Linked DNA regions of Mus musculus: region 1 is linked to region 2. A link is a loop called in an ENCODE intact Hi-C map of the cell type or tissue named here. Cell type or tissue: left cerebral cortex. All regions are shown on one strand. Each heading gives the region's core, and the rest is flanking DNA. Links, peaks and the distances in the headings are about the cores only.

Region 1 (8,340 bases), core at 86-8,085, 1.1 Mb after region 2:
CAGACATCACACACACACACACACACACACACACACACACACACAAAAGAGAGAATAAAATAATAATTTATTTTTTAATTTATGTGTGTGTGTACCTGCTTGTCTGTGCACCATATACATGCAATGCCATCAGAGGCCAGAAGAGGACGAAAGATTGCCAGGAACGGTAGTTACAGGAGGTTGTGAGCTGCCCAATGTGAGTGTTTGGAACTAGATTCAAGTCTTCTGCAAGAGCAATAAGTGTTCTTAAGCACTAAGCCATCTTTCCAGCCTCAATGAAAATAAATCTTTAACTTAAAAGGCAGAAGCTGGTCTCTAAATTCAAGGCTAACTTGTTAACATAGTGAATCCAGGCTAGCCAGAACTAGTGAGACCCTTTTTCAAAAGAATAAAAATGATTTTGTTTTAGGACCAATAAACAATGCAAGAACCTGCATTCAATCTCATTTGTGTGTGTGTGTGTGTGTGTGTGTGTGTGTGTGTGTGTGTGTGTATGTGTGTGTGTGTGTGTGTATATATATACATTTTTTTTTGTTTGTTTGTTTTTTGAGACAGGGTTTCTCTGTATATCCCTGGCTGTCCTGGAACTCACTTTGTAGACCAGGCTGGCCTTGAACTCAGAAATCTGCCTGCCTCTGCTGGGATTAAAGGTGTGCGCCATCACTGCCCGGCTCATTTGTATTTTTAACCAGTCCCTAAACTCTTACGTTTCAAAGAAATTACTGGAGCCTTTTTCACTACACTGTGCAACATTACATAGCAACTCTTCATTTCTACTTCTCAGCTCAACTCTGCGATTCTGTGTGTGTGTGAGAGTATGTGTGCGTGTGTGTATGCATGTGTGTGTGTGTGTGTGTTTCCACATCTGAAATGCAGTATTTGTAAGTACACGGCTTGTGTCAGATTTCTACAGTACAGGATGACTTTTCATTACTTCAGAAGCTGCATTAAAGCGGTAGTTAGTTCTTCTCAATATCTCTATTTACAAGGGGCATGTTGTGCATGCTGTCTTTCACAGTGGATACATTCCATTCAAATGGAAACATTTATTTTTTAAACTGATATTGGACTGATATTACAGCAGTTTTCTATCTTCTTGCTCATTGTGTACTCCCCTCCTCCTCGCTCTTATCTCAACTAGGTTCTGTGTCTCCTTGATGTTCCCTGTCTTCTCTAGAGGACTCTCCAAGGGTCCATTGTGTCCCATTTGTACGTAGCCCTCTGTTAATCTCCTAAAAATCTCTGGAATTTGGAGGCCTCCGAAGCACATTGTAATTCTCATTGATTCATAAAGAAACACACACAAAAATAAGAATTTATTTTAGAAGTCCATTCCTTTTGATTTGACTTTAAAATTTTTTATTTTTATTTTATTTATTCTCTCTCTCTCTCTCTCTCTCTCTCTCTCTCTCTCTCTCTGTGTGTGTGTGTGTGTGTGTGTGTGTGTGTGTGTGTGTGTACAACTTGCTGGAGTTTCTTTCTACCAAGTGGGCCCCAGGGAATGAATTCTGGTCATCAGGCTTAGTGGTAAGCACTTTTATCTGCTGAGCCATCTCTGTCGGAGATTTGGCGTTTGAGACCGGGTCACATGTAGCTCAGGCTAGCTTGAACTGGCTGTTTAGCTGAGGGTGACCTTGAATTCCGGATCCTTTTGCTTCTAACTCCCTAGGGCTCATAACTTCTAAATATTTCCATTAGTATAAGGAATTGTCTATGTTAATGTTTCAAAGTAAGAATATTTAGTTAACATAGCAATAGTCATTGCATTTTGTTTGTTTGTTTGTTTCTTCTTAGCAGAGTTTCTCTGTGTAGCCTTGGCTGTCCAAGAACTCATTCTGTAGACCAGGCTGGCCTCAAACTCATAGAGATCCAAGTGCCTCTGCTTCCGGAATGCTGGGATTAAAGGCGTGCACCGCCGACACCACCACCACCTGGCACATCTTTTGATAGTTGATGTTAAAAGATACTTATACTGTCTTTTTCAAAAGTTTGTCTTTTATGATCTTATTAGCATGTATATGTTTTGATGACTGTAAGCTTCTTGTGTGTATGCCTGTGGAGCTCAGAAAAGGTCATCAGATCCCCTGGAGCTGGAGTTACCAGCAGTTCTCAGTCATGTGAGCGCTGGAAATTGAACTAGTCCACGAGAAGATCAGTAAATGCTCTTAATCAATGAGCCATCTCTCAGCCCTAGTATCCCTGCCCCGCCCCTTTGAGACTAGATTTCCTGTAGTACAGACAAGCATTAAACTAACACTATCTACATGATGTGGTCTTTCTGCTTTCATCTCCCAAGTGCTGGCATTACAAGTGTGACTCCACCCTACGCTGTGCTCACCCTACCCAACCCCCCCATGTTCTAATACTGCATCCCAGTCTGGTCTTGAACTCAAGATGATCCTCCTGCCTCAGCATCCACTCAGGCTCTGAACTAACACACTTTTTTTCCCCTTTTTTACCCAGCTTGTAGCACACTGTGCTGTCTCATCTTTTCCATTTTATTTATTTATTATTGTGTGTTTATAATATGTGTGCATGTGTATGTGCACATGTGGAAGTCAGAGGGTAAGTTTATGGAGTTCCCTTCTACCTTTATATGGGTTCTGGAGATTGAATTCAAGTTGTCAGCTTTGCCTGGCAAACACCTTTACTTGTTGCGCCATCTCCTTGGCCCCAGCCTCATGTTTTAGACCAGTTCTTTGCATCTTCTTGGGCAGCTCTGTACCCTTGGCAGGTCCTTTGGCCCAGGCCTTGAATTTAGTCTTCACTCCCATCTAACCTGTTCCTCCAGAACTCTTGCAGATCTTGGAAAATGATAACCACATTCTTTCATTTGCATGGGCCCTCCTCAGGGTCATCCTTGGCTTTTCTTTCCTGTATCCTCCCTTCCTGGAAATGCCCTTGGTTCTCCTAATCACTCCTCCCATTTCTATGCTTGTCCATTTATTCTGTTCTGTATGCGGCGGCCTGAGTGCCACATCATTCCACCCCTCTTCTCAATATCTTCCAATGGTTTTCAGTATCTCAAAGGCCTCTGATCTTACAATGGCTTGCAGAGTTTTTAATATAATATGATCTCTCATCTCCACCATGTCAAGGCTATCTTCCTATCTTGGATCATCCCAGTTAAAATTGCAGTACTCTGATCCCTCCCCTAAGTCTTAGCATATTGTAACTGGCCACAGAAGATACATGCTAATAGCATGTGTCATGTAAACTTTAAGAAAAGGACTTTCGTGCTTTATATACTGAAAGGTCCGCAGTGTATAGGAGCAGTAGGCTTGTAGTAGGCCATCATAATTACTTATGGAATAAGTAAATCACTGTAAATTACGAGTTAAAGTTTGATGGCTGAGTAGGTGAAGATGCCTGCCATCTGGCCTTGACAATTTGTGTTTCATTTTTCAGATCTGCATGGTAAAAGGGTAAAATCAATTCTTGCAAATTGTCTTATTTATTATTTATTTATTTATTTATTTATTTATTTATTTATTTATTTATTTTGTTCTTATTTTTTAAGACAGGGTCTCACTCTGTAGCTCTGGCTGTCCTGGGACTCACTATGTAGACCAAAGTGGCCTTGACCTCACAGAGATCCACCTGTCTCTGCCTCCTGAGTACTGAGATTAAAGGCACAAATTCTCTTCTAATCCCCACGCAGTCACCCTAGCTCATGCACCTCCCACCCACCACATAAGGAAGTTAAAATGCAATCTAAAAAATCTCCCAGCCATAATCAGAGAAGCCTCCCTTTCCAGTTGTGCCAGCTATGCCTCCATAAAATGGGGCTGTGGGCAAGCCTGGAGACCATTTTCTTAATTAATGATTGATGTAGCAAGGCCCAGCCCATTTCTAATGGCGCCACCCTTGAGCTGCTGGTCCTGGATGCTATAAGAAAGCAGACTGAGCCGGGCGTGGTGGCGCACGTTTTTAATCCCAGCACTTGGGAGGCAGAGGCAGGCAGATTTCTCAGATCAAGGTCAGCCTGGTCTACAAAGTGAGTTCCAGGACAGCCAGGGCTACACAGAGAAACCCTGTCTCGAAAAACCCAAAAAAAAAAAAAAAAAAAAAAAAAAAAAAAAAAAAAAAAAAGAAAGCAGACTGAGTAAGGAGCAAGCCAGTAAGAAGTTTTCCTCTGTAGCTTCTGCTTCAGCTCCTGCATCCAGGTACCTGCGCTGTTTGAGTTCCTTCCCTGGCTTCCTTCGCTGATGAACTGTGATGTGGAAGTGTCAGCAAAAAACCTCTTTCTTCCCATGGTGTTTTAGCAATAGAACCCTTAACTAAGACAACAATGAATGGTGGTTGGTGAATGCAGAGATACGTGCATTTGCTCGAGGTGCTGAGAATAAGTGATAGCTGAGTGTGTGGCTCTCATCTAGACATTTAGATTAAGGCTCAGGGGCTAGGGAGAATGTAATGCTCGGAAGCTAAGGGAAGGGCCATGTAAGTAATACGGTCTTTTAGGTTCGACACAACCAGGGCAGTCTGGACCTCACTGCAGCTGTGCACAATGGGCCTAGATAAGATTAGACCAACCAACAGTCAATTATGGATTGGGTAGGGGCTCACAGATCCTTACCTCTTCCTGTTAAACTATTGGCCGTGGATGAACTCTGGGAGAGGGGCAGTCATTGTCTTCAGTTGTGTACCCATAGATAAGCCTATCAGGCTCCAGTGAAGAGTTTCAAGCCCACAGAACTATCCATAGCTGGTCCTGACAAAAATATTTCTCATAAAAAAAACCCGACAAAACAAAACATTAACAACAAAGCAATGAATTAACATGAAGACTTGTGGGGAGAGGGATGATAGAGGTTGGGGACATTGCCTAGTCTCTCCAACTTGGGTCAGTTTTTCTTTACTGAGCACTGAGAGTCCCCCATGTAGGCCCTACCCCTGGAGACCTCCAGCTGCCAGGATTTCCGCCCAGACTACTCTGGTGGCCAGGCCTGATCCCCACAGGGAGCACGAGTGGCCGAGTGGCCGGCCCCTGAGGAGCTTCAATGCCCAGGCCCTGCCCCCTAGATTTTGCTAAGGGTTGTAACCTTCCCAAAATTCCCAGACCCTCTAGGCAGGAGAGTGGCCAGGCCCTGCCCTACAGGAGAAAAAAAGCCCAATAGCAGAGACCCTATAATGACTGTCTTCTGCTCAGATCTCTGCTGCTTCCCTGAGCAGAGCCAAGCACCCTTCCTTCTGTGTTTTTTTTGTGTGAGCTTTGCTCTGTAGTATATAGTTCTTTCTGCCTTACAGTTGTAACACAGGGGAGATTAAAATAATTGGAATGCCTCTTATACATATATTAAATCGTCAAAAAAGTCAAGCTGAATAAATGGAGAGAGAGAGAGTGAGAGAGAGAGAGAGAGCACACAGGTTATGTTTATGGCCTTCTGTTCATTTCCCCTCTCCCATTCTTTTGGCCTACATTTCACTCTATTCAGTTATTAGCAGTTGCTGAAGAGCTCCTGCTTCTCCTGCTCTGGATGAAGCCTTGTGGGTGCCTTATTTACTCTCTCTCTCTCTCTCTCTCTCTCTCTCTCTCTCTCTCTCTCTCTCTCCTTTTGGACTGGTCTTACAGATCACCTGCTTTGAGAAGCCTTGCTCAATCCCGCGAATCCTGGGTTCCATGAGGACACTCCAATGTCACTTAAAACTGTTCTTCTGAGGCAACTCTGAATGTTTTTGAATCCTGATGGCTGTCTACAGGGGCTGTGTAGTTATTCTGAAACGTGCTAGATTATTAGCTTCCTAGAGTTTAAAGGATGGAAACGAGAGGGGTGGTTTATGTGACTCAGTGTTAGAGCCTTTACCTAGCAAGGGCCTGGGTTCATTCTCCAGCCACTTCCTATGCCCACTCCCCACCTCCCCTAAGCTAGGTTGTATTTTTTTAAGATTTATTTATTAGTATATCTAAGTACACTGTAGCTGTCTTAGATGCACCAGAAGAGGGCGTCAGATCTTATTACGGATGGTTTTGAGCCACCATGTGGTTGCTGGGATTTGAACTTAGGACCTTTGGAAGAGCAGTCCGTGCTCTTAACCACTGAGCCATCTCTCCAGGCCCGCTAGGGTGTATTTTAAGAGTAGAATTTAAAAGTGAATCATTCGTTTGATAATAGAATATGTCATGCTGAATTCTCTTTGTGATGTAAATTTATTAATTCATTTTCCTTGGATAGCTCCCTATACTTTTGAAATAATGTAATGTACATAGTTTAGGCACCCTGTTTCTTGGGGTGCACAGAAATCCTGCTAAGTCATTCTGGCCATGTAAAGTTAAGTCAAGTTACTGATTTATTTTCCTTGAGTAGCTCCTAGTGTTTTCGAACTAATACAATATACACACTCTTTGAGGGGTGGATTACATTGATCATGATGAGTCATTCTGGCTTTGCAACTATGAGTTACTAATCTGTTTTGTTGGTGGAAAATCTATATTCCTGAAAAACAGCAAGGTTCATACTCTAAGTGATAGGTTTCTCCAATTACAAAATGAACCAACTGAAGCTGAACCAGAAGTCTTAAAGTCAGTTTATTGAGAGGCATCTTTCTGGATGTGTTCACTGATCTCACAGGTGGAGGTCAGGGATGTCACCGGCCCAGGCTAAAGCAAGGGGATTTTATAGGTTTTAGAGGTGAATACTTTGAGCTAGGGGCTGGGATTATGCCTATATAAAGTAAAGAAGCTCTTGACTCTAGCTGCATATGTATCAAAAGATGGCCTAGTTGGCCATCACTGGAAAAAGAGGCCCATTGGACTTGCAAACTTTATATGCCCCAGTACAGGGGAACGCCAGGGCCAAAAAGTGGGAATGGGTGGGTAGGGGAGTGGGGGGGGGAGGGTATGGGGGACTTTTGGGATAGCATTGGAAATGTAATTGAGGAAAATACGTAATAAAAATATTTAAAAAAATTTAAAAAAAGAAATTAAACACACAAATTATTGTGGAAAAAAAAAAAAGTAAAGAAGCTGAGCCCCTGGGTGGGCACTCGTGGGCAGGTAGCTGGAAATGCAGAGAATGGAGAGAAATGTAGAGAAAACTTGTTAGTGAGTTTTCTTCCTGCATGCTGGGGAGTGGGGAAGAAGAGCAAATGAAGGTGTTTAGCTTGTACAGGGATGAGCAAGGGAATTTGAGTATTATATTGAATAGGTAGAGAGAGTGTGCAGCCTTGTCTAGTCCCTGATTTAGTTTGATGTTGGCTACTGGTTTGTTGTATATTGCTTTTATTATGTTTAGGTATGGGCCTTGAATTCCTGATCTTTCCAAGACTTTTATCATGAATGGGTGTTGGACTTTGTCAAATGCTTTCTCTGCATCTAACGAGATGATCATGTGGTTTTTGTCTTTGAGTTTGTTTATATAGTGGATTACGTTGATGGATTTCAGTATGTTGAGCTAACCTTGCATCCCTTGGATGAAGCCTACTTCATGATCATGATGAATGATCATTTTGATGTGTTCTTGGATTCAGTTAGTGAGAATTTTATTGAGTATTTTTGCACTGATATTCATAAGGGAAATTTGTCTGAAGTTCTCTTTCTTTTTTGGGTCTTTTTGTGGTTTAGGTATCAGAGTAATTGTAGCTTCATAGAATGAATTGGGTAGAGTACCTTCTATTTCTATTTTGTGGAATAGTTTGAGGAGAATTGGAATTAGGGCTTCTTTGAAGGTCTGATAGAACTCTGCACTAAACCCATCTGGTTCTGGACTTTCTTTGGTTGGGAGACTGTTAATGACTGCTTGTATTTCTTTAGGGGATATGGGACTGTTTAGGTCATTAATCTGATCCTGATTTAACTTTGGTACCTGGTATCTGTCTAGAAAATTGTCCATTTCATCCAGGTTTTCCAGTTTTGTTGAGTATAGCCCTTTGTAGTAGTAGGATCTGATGATGTTTTGGATTTTCTCAGGTTCTGTTGTTATGTCTCCCCTTTCATTTCTGATTTTATTAATTAGGGTACTGTCCCTGTGCCCTCTAGTTAGTCTGGCTAAGGGTTTATCTATCTTTTTTATTTTCTCGAAGAACCAGCTCCTGGTTTGGTTGATTCTTTGAATAGTTCTTTTTGTTTTTATTTGGTTGATTTCAGCCCTGAGTTTGATTATTTCCCACCATCTACTCCTCTTGAGTGTATTTGATTCTTTTTTTTTTGTTTTTGTTTTTTGTTTTTTTGTTTTTTGTTTTGTTTTGTTTTAGAGCATTCAGGTGTGCTGTCAAAATTCTAGCATAAACTCTCTCCAGTTTCTTTTTGAAGGCACTCAGAGCTATGAGTTTTCCTCTTACCACTGCTTTGGTTTGTGTCCCAAAGGTTTTGGTATGATGTGTCTTCATTTTCATTAAATT
Region 2 (8,340 bases), core at 296-8,295:
AAAGCCTTGCCAATGGTTCCTAAAATGGCAGTGATATGCTCCTGCAACTAACACACACTTTCTTTCTTTCTTTCTTTCTTTCTTTCTTTCTTTCTTTTCTCTCTCTCCCTCCCTCCTTCCCTCCTTCCCTTCATTCCCCCCTTTTGTTGCTGCTGTTCCTAGAAAACCAGACTCTCTCCACTTGTTGTTCCTCTCTGGCTAGAATCACTCTATCCAGATATCTATGACTCTCTTTAGATCACTAGGAAGTGAGCCCTTGTCCCAAACCCGTCTTAAAATAACAGAACCCAATGGACTTGGTGGCACACACCTTTATTCTCAGCACTCAGGAGGTAGGAGCAGGTCGATTTCTGTGAGTTCAAGGCTAGCCTGGTCTACACACAGGAGTTCCAAGACAGCCAACACTACACAGAGAAACCCTGTCTCAAAAAAAAGCAAACAAACAAAGCTTAAATAGAAGTTACAAAACCCTCTAAAGAATCTAAAAAGAATCTTTATCTCCACTCTCGGCCTTATTTTTTCCCTATATTTTATGCTGAAGTAATTTGTTTTGAGACAGGGTCTCATATTCCAGGCTGAGGAAGATTCTGAACTGACCCTACTGTCTCCACCACCTAGTGCTAGAACCATAGAAATGGGCCACCAAACTAACTTTCTGTACCAGGTATAGTTACATGTGCCTATGGGAGGCTGAGGCACAAGGATAACCCCAAGTTTAAGGCAAACCTGGGTTATAGCGAACGACTGGGGGAGAAAACAAAACCTTGTTAAAACTACTAACACTAACCTGAATCTCCAGCACCTAGAACAGTATGTGGCACATAGGAAATGCTTAGTAAATGCCTCATGTACAGACAAATTTACTTCACAAACTTCCATGTTCTATAACCACTTCAATTTAAAGATGAAAAAATCCAAACTATGAGATTAAGTTACTGGCCTAAGGTTATGATATCAAATTATGGAGCTAGGGTCTTCTGAGATCTACCCCTTCCTAATAAACCACTATTTCAACAAGCCCTCACTAATGGCCAGCTTTTGTTCTTTAATTTTAAAAAAGCCCAAATGGCCTATAGCACTCTACTTCTGAGGAAATGTCTGACAGCGAATTAATCTACAGCACATCCCCCACCCAGGTCAAGAGTCATTGTCCTCATGTAACATTCAGTCCCCAAACCTGACCATAGGCCACCAACATCACAGGGACAGAGCTAAAATCAGGGGGAAACTGTTAAAGGAACTAAAATATAACATCTTTTCCTTTCTCCCATCTCTCTTGACTTGTCATGATATGTTTCTACTTGTTGGTATATGTTGTCCTAAATAAAGAAAAATAAAAATTTTCAATTCTTAGCACAAATTCTACCATTATTTATATTGTGCGATGCTGGTTTACACACATCATTAAACCAAGTCTAAAGCCTGGCTTCTGAACATCCATGAAGCCAGTCAAGTCAGCCTTGGCTCCATGATAACCCACAGCAAGGCAGAGAGGTCAAACTCAGAAATGCTCAGTAAAGTAGTGATCTGTGAAAATTATCTTCAGAACAAGGGATAAAGCCAAAATATAAAAGCAGTCACTTTAAAGCTGGCTGTTCCTTTTCCAACCTAATCTGTCTTTTTAAAAAATACACAAGCATACTGTGAAAGACCACTGGCATCAGACCAGGGAATTAAAATTTTAACATCTACTCAGAAAAAAAAAGAAGACTAAAAATAATATACTCCAAAATGCTCCTTTCGCTTTTAATTGACTATTATAAGCCAAAACATTCTACAGTTTTGAAACTCTAGAAAGTAAATTCTATTTTCGAGCCACAAATATTTACTATCTTATTTCTTGCCAATTAACAGGTAGTAAAGAGTATTAACATCCTTTACCACTGATGAAATGGGACTCAAAGCACCTACTAAGTGCTGTGATTAAAAACAAGAACTGAATTCCTCAAATATTGCATGAAGTGCTAACAAGTTGAAATTCCCTGTACATTGCTGGATCTACTGAGCATTAGAGAAACATGGATGCATGTGTAAGCTCTTGAAAAACCATTTTCAAATGATTAGAAGTATTCAGTCATCCTGTTCTGTAGATACGAAAAGCAAACACTGAAATTAAAAAACACACACGCTTTTAAAATGACAACAGTAAATCAGATTGACAAAGGAAGTGAACCTCTTAAAAATAAAAAAGACTAAATAAATATAAGGTGTTAAATATTCTGAATAAGAAAGGGGGCTGAGAGGCCTAGAAAGATGAAAAGCCCTACAGTAACATTAAATTTGAATTAAAGGATACCGTTATTTAAATAAGCAGTTGGCATTTTGTAGAGGGAAGGCCAACGAACACTGACTATTAAACAGCTATCCATCACTGCGCTGTTCTGCTAGTCCTTATTTACTTATAATATAGAAATGAAGAGGCAGCAACAGTTAGCCACATTAACCACTCAAGCAAAGGTTACCTAAAGAAAATGACCTTACATTTTCCTACACCACTATACAGCTATAGATTATTTTCACATATATGACCTCATATAGTCCTCACTACCTCTCTGATGTGGCTATTATCGACTACACCGCATAGATAAGAAACTGAGGCTCCGTCCGAGATCTCCTCAGTGCGAGATTTTCTCAGTCGCCCAGTCGGACCCAGACATTCTGATTATGCCGCACGCATTATGCCGCACATTTCGCATAGTTCTATTTAAGGCACAAACAGGATTTTTAAAGGGAAGGAACCGGTTAAGGGGGAAATAATCATGGTACCTGCAGCTCTATGCTGCAAAAAATGGCTGAATTATGCTTCTTCCTTTTTTTCTCCTCTCTCTCTCTCTCTCTCTCTCTCTCTCTCTCTCTCTCCCCCCTCCCACCAGAAAAAAATTTACATTTCAAACAATTTAAGTAAACTCAAAAGACAAATTAGCTCCCAGCATCTACAAAATGTTTGAGTGCGGCCAGTGCGGTGAGGGCCACGGAACCCGTGCCTTCCTCGGGGCCGCGAGCAAAGCCTGGGCTCCGCAGGCCGGCGGCCAGGGGCGGCTACGCACCTCGGGGGTCCTGTCCAGCCTCTAGTGGACGGCAGTCTGCATCAGGAAGAAGTGGGCCAGTGGCCGAACGGTGGGAGGGTCGGGCGCCGGGATGGACCGCGATAGCTCCTCGAACCTCTACAAGGGGCCGCTCCCTGGCCGGGCCGGAGCGCTCCGGCGCCGGGCGAGCTCGCAAGCCCGAGGCCCCCCGAGAAACAGTCCTGGGAAAGAAGACAGCGGTTGAGTGGCGAGTCCAAACAGTTGGGCTAGGCGTGACGCGCGCGGCGTCGGGGCCGGGGCCCAGCCTCGCCAATACCGGGGGATGTCGCGGCACTGCACGGGGCTCGGCTGGAGAGGCGACTCAGGACCACCAACTGGGGGACAGCTGAGGGGGCCGAGGGCAACAGAAACGCCAGCGGGAACCACATACACGACGGCGTCTCCGGGTTTCTGCCCCCAAAGCGCGCGGAGCCTCGGGATCACCCACGCCGGGGGTGGAGGAAAGCGGGAAAGGGGCGGGAAAGGGGCGGGGCGTGAGAGGGCCACGAGCCAGGGGCCGCTCCGGGCCTCGCGCCCCCTGCGGGCCGAGGGAGCCGCCCGGGGCCCGCCCAGGGGGGCGGGGCCCACGGGCTAGGGGCCCGGGCCAGGGTCTCGAGGACGCAGAGCCGAGCCTGTCCCCGAGAGAGGGCGGGGACTGGAAGCCGTGGGTTAGGGAGCAGGCCTGGGAGGCCCCCTTAGCCCCTGAAGGCGCCCCGTGGGGGCCGGCGCGCCGCCTGGCGGGTGTTTACCTTCCCCCTGGTTGAACGCCAATGCCGCCATCTTTCAGCCCAGGCGCGTCACTTCCGGCGCCACGGAACGGGAGCCGGTGTGGGAACCGGGTAGAGGGAGGGTTGTCCCACGCCAGCTGCGCGCCTTGCCCCAGAGGCGGGCCTGCTACTGTAGTGGGGTTGGGGGGTGACGCGGCGGGGCCGGGGCCAGAGAGAAAGGAGGTAGAGGGGCTCTGCAGGAGGGATCCGCTGAGGTTGACCCTCAGAGCCCTGCCGTCGAGGCTGGAGAGACTCGGCCGTGCACTTCCACCCCTGCAGCAGGGTCACTCCGCCTGGCCCGGAGGTGGGCCCCGTGGCGCTGCAGCGAACACACAGTGCGCAAGTTGAGGGCTAGGAAACCTGGAAAATTCCATTTTTGCATCTTGCACACCGTCGGATGAGGGGAGTTTTGCCAATGGTACCTGTTATAAAAGTGACTAGGTGGACGCCAAATGGCAATCATTTTTTATAAGGCAATTTGCAATGAATCATTGCGTCACGGTTCCACTTAGCTTATCGCATGCAAATTACATGTTTCACATGCAAATTTCCCAGAGATGGAAAGAGTCATCGAAAATGGCATTATCTTCACCAAAGGTAGAAAAGTACGAGCTAAAAAAGCGGGTTTGTTTTGCATCAAAATAGGCAAGAAGGAATATACAGAAGGCACCAATTTCAGTTGTTCCTTGAGGAGGGGTCTGTTTGTTTTACAAATCTGCTCTAGAATTCTAGGTCATGGCTTTTAAATACTACCCTTACTTGATTTAAGAAAATGGAAATACACTGTAAGACTTTTGTAAATTTATTATATATCTCTGTAAGAGAGCTGTAGATGACAAATACACAGTTGAAGCCACTGGTTCTACGACCAGTTAAAAATTAAGACAACCGTTAACCATTTCTGATCTTAACAGATCTCTTTGCTTCCCCTGTCTCTAGCTCCACCACCGAAGCCCATCCCCCACCCCCACATCGCCACTTCTCTCTAAATGAATATCCTGATGAACTTTTCAAGAGACTGTGACTAAAAGTGATCAGTATCTCTTTCTAACAAACTTGATTAACATGCCACATTTCCCAAGAGGCCAAAGTAGCACATCGTGTACTGTTTTGCTGAAGTACACTACTTCATTGTAAAAATAATTATTATTTTGAAAATAGGAAATAATCTCTTTTCTGACTTAAACACTGAAAGTTCAAAACTTGTCTCACCTATTCTGTTTTTTCCAGTAGCCCCTTTAATGCCTTTATTTGTGTTGGTTATTTTTAAATCCTAGCTGGTTGGGTGGGTGAGCTGGCTCAGCAGGTAAGGGTGCTTGCCACAAGAGTTCTAGCCTCAGGATCCACAGAGTGGAAGAGAGAACTCTCTTCACTCACAAGTTGTTCTCTGACCTTGACATGTGTCATGCCTGCACACATACACACTTAAACAAAAGATAGTAAACAAAAGATAGTAACAAGATCTTAAATTCTAGTTTGCTATCTTTGTATATTACTGCTTGATTACCCCAGAATGTATTACCTTAAAACAACACATTTAAAACTTAAACTATAAAATTAACTTTCAATTGCACACATTCAATGTCTGAATTTTATGTTTTATATGTCATAAATAGCTAAAAGAGTTGAATTTTTTTACATTAACTAACAGACATGCATTTTAAGCTATACATTACCATAAGTGAGTGATCTGTCTAGAGGTTTCTTTCTGTTTCTGACTTGGAAAACAGACGTGTTTGTCTGGTGTAATAGGTATGTATAACAGTGAGTGGTGTCACAACGTATTCTGATCAGTATACACATTCTCTGGCGTCATGTGATCTCATCTGGCATTTTCTTCTGTTGCTCTGCCCAAAATCTTTTCAAAACGACTTTCCTGTTTCTGAAAGTGAAGGGTTTGTTTGTTTGTTTGTTTGTTTGTGGGTTTTTTGGTTTGGTTTTTTGTTGTTGTTGTTTTTTGTTTTTTGGGGTTTTTTTTTTTTTGCCAATATGTATGAGTGTTTGGCTGCTTGTGTGTATGTGCACCTGCTGTGTGCCTGGTGTCCATCGAAGTTAGAAGGTATCATATCCCCTGGAACTGAAGTTACATGGAGCCACCATGTGGACACTAAGACTAAGCCTCTGCATGAACAGCATATACTCTTAACCACTGAGCATCGCTCCACCTTCCTATACTGTGTCTTTCCACCCATCTATATATGTTTACTATATAGAACCCCCCCAAAGCTATCCTTAACAAATGATGCTGAGCCAGGATAGGTGCTTGCCACACAATCCCCCAGAACCCACATAAAAGTGGAAGATGAGAATCGACTCTACAAGGTTGTCCTCCGACTTCTACGTGTATGCTGAGGCATACCCATCATATACATACACATCATATACATACACATCATATACATACACATCATATACATACACACTGATTTAATTCTAAAAATAAATGTAGATGATGCCACTTTCACTTCTCTCCCTAGGGATGAAAGCTAAGCCCTCGCTGTTTTTTCAAGTACTGTATTATATATAGGATGGTCTAACATTTTAATACCCAGGAAAATAAAACCCCTTTATCTAAATAAACTGACACCTGCTGCAGTAATTCCTGTTTTCACTTGCAGCAGGCATCGCTTAACAACAGTGATATATTCTGAGAAATGAATAAGCAAGTGATTTTACTGTTAGGCAAACCTAGACAGACACCTAATATGGCGCACATGTTTAATCCCAGTGAGGCAGAAGCAGAGACAGGTAGGTCTATATGAGTATAAGGACAGCTTCATCTACATAGTGAGTTCCAGGCCATTGAGGGGCTACCTAGTGAGACCTCATCTAAAGAGAAAAAAACTATATAGTTTTTCTCAGTACCATGGTTTGCTATGACTGGCAGTGCAGTAGGTTTCTTTATACCAGAATCAACCACAAAAGGTGTAATGTGTTGCACTCCAGTGTAAAGATAGCTGTAACATCAGTAGGTAGTGGGGATTTTTCAGCTCCATTATAATCTTTTGAGTACAGTCTGTAGTTGATTGAAACTACATCCTATCTATCAATCGATTGATCAATCTATTTTACATTTCTTTAGTTGGGGAGGGAGGCATAGAGACCAGACAACTTGCAACAGTTAGGTTCTTCTTTCCACTATGTGAGTGCAGGGAATTGAACTTAGGTTGTCAAATTCAGGTTGTCACACTTGGTAGTAAATGCCTTTAATGCTGAGACTTGTCACTGAATCTAACTTTTTTTTTTTAGACAGCCTTTCAATTATCCCAGGATGGTCTTGAACACATTATTCAGCCAAGAATGTCTTTGATCCTCTTTCGCCCACCTCCTCAGTACTGGAATTACAGTGGTGTGTAGTGCAGTGCTTCTCACCCTTCCTAATGCTGCAGCCCTTTAGTGCAGTTCCTCATGTTGTGGTGGCTCCAAACCATACAATTATTTTCTTTGCTACTTCTTAACTGTAATTTTGCTACTGTAATGACTCATAATGTAAATATCTGATTTGCTACCCTCACGACCCTCAGGTTGAGAACCACTGGTGTAGTGCTTGCCTAGCATTCCTCAGATGTCAGGGATTGGACCCAGAACCTCATGCACATAAGACAAGTGTTCGACCAACTGAGTTACATCTTTAGCCCTGAAGCAGCACCCTTAGACAACCCATGACTGCACTTTTCTCATCATACTGGAAAGTAATTGGAGTTCCTTCATCCTGGAAGAGAGCCCAAAAAGCAATTCAAAGCTGTTTCGGCTTCCCAAGTACTAGGATCACAGGTGTGAGTGCCCAGCCTGTTTTGTCTTTCCTTAGCTCTCTAGCCAAGTGTTTAAGAATACAATACACATTCATCAGTCTGTTGATGTCTGGCTGTCTGACAGTACTAAGCCATGCTAGAAACTTGGTCTGGAATTAGAAGGCAGTCTCTACCTTCGTCCTTTGTTTTGTTTTGTTTTATGTTTTAAGAAGTTGAAAGCCCATGGTGGTAGTGTGTACTTGCATTATAAGAAATAACAAGGCTGGGGCAAGAGGATGCAGAATTTGAGCCAGTGAAATCAAAAGAATACCTTGAGCACTTATGATGCCTGACTCATAGGAAATTGGTATGCATATAAACACTGGAGGATTCCTGATTAGTGTTTAAGTATCTTGACTGTGGCCTCTTGACTGTTTTCTATTTCCTCTGGCCTTCTAGTCTGTCATCACTTCTCCTAATTTCCTCCTGCCCACTTCTTAATTCATGAACCTGACCCACTTTTCTAGGAAAAGTAAAAATTGTAAGGGAATCATCACATTGAAACCTCCATCTCTTTAAATAGCCCAAAGCTTCTGGAGATGTCTACACAAGGATTTCCCTCACTGCTCATCCCTTATGTCAAATCTATAGTCTTTGTGAGGATCTTTACGTTGTTTCCCTGTCATGAAGCCCAAATCCCTCCCCAGGATCTAGATGGGGTTATACCAAGTCCTTAAACACAAGAAAGAACCCCGAGTACAAAGATAAAAGTCATAC

What was found. Hi-C counts contacts between places; a loop is a spot of excess contacts. Peaks named below come from ENCODE experiments on the same cell type or tissue, not always from the same donor. Only the 100,000 strongest peaks of a DNase experiment are listed, where the experiment ranks them.
Region 1: it touches region 2 in a loop (33-fold over the local background); 9 of 42 quality-filtered maps call a loop at or near these places.

Annotation. Positions count from the first base shown.
Region 1 is chrX:93,143,185-93,151,524 of GRCm38, reverse strand. No RefSeq gene overlaps it. Among named protein-coding and RNA genes, the nearest start is that of Gm24123, 18 kb to the left of the region's middle. In left cerebral cortex, for the core only: no CTCF peak of the experiment used is centred there; no DNase peak of the experiment used is centred there.
Region 2 is chrX:94,230,128-94,238,467 of GRCm38, reverse strand. It overlaps Klhl15 (kelch-like 15), which reads right to left and starts at 3,538. Exons shown (of 3, transcript NM_001039061.1): 1 at 3,048-3,538. In left cerebral cortex, for the core only: CTCF peaks have their summits at 3,535 and 3,747; DNase peaks (open chromatin) are centred at 2,643, 3,028, 3,564 and 3,822; H3K4me3 peaks cover 3,162 bases; H3K27ac peaks cover 1,340 bases.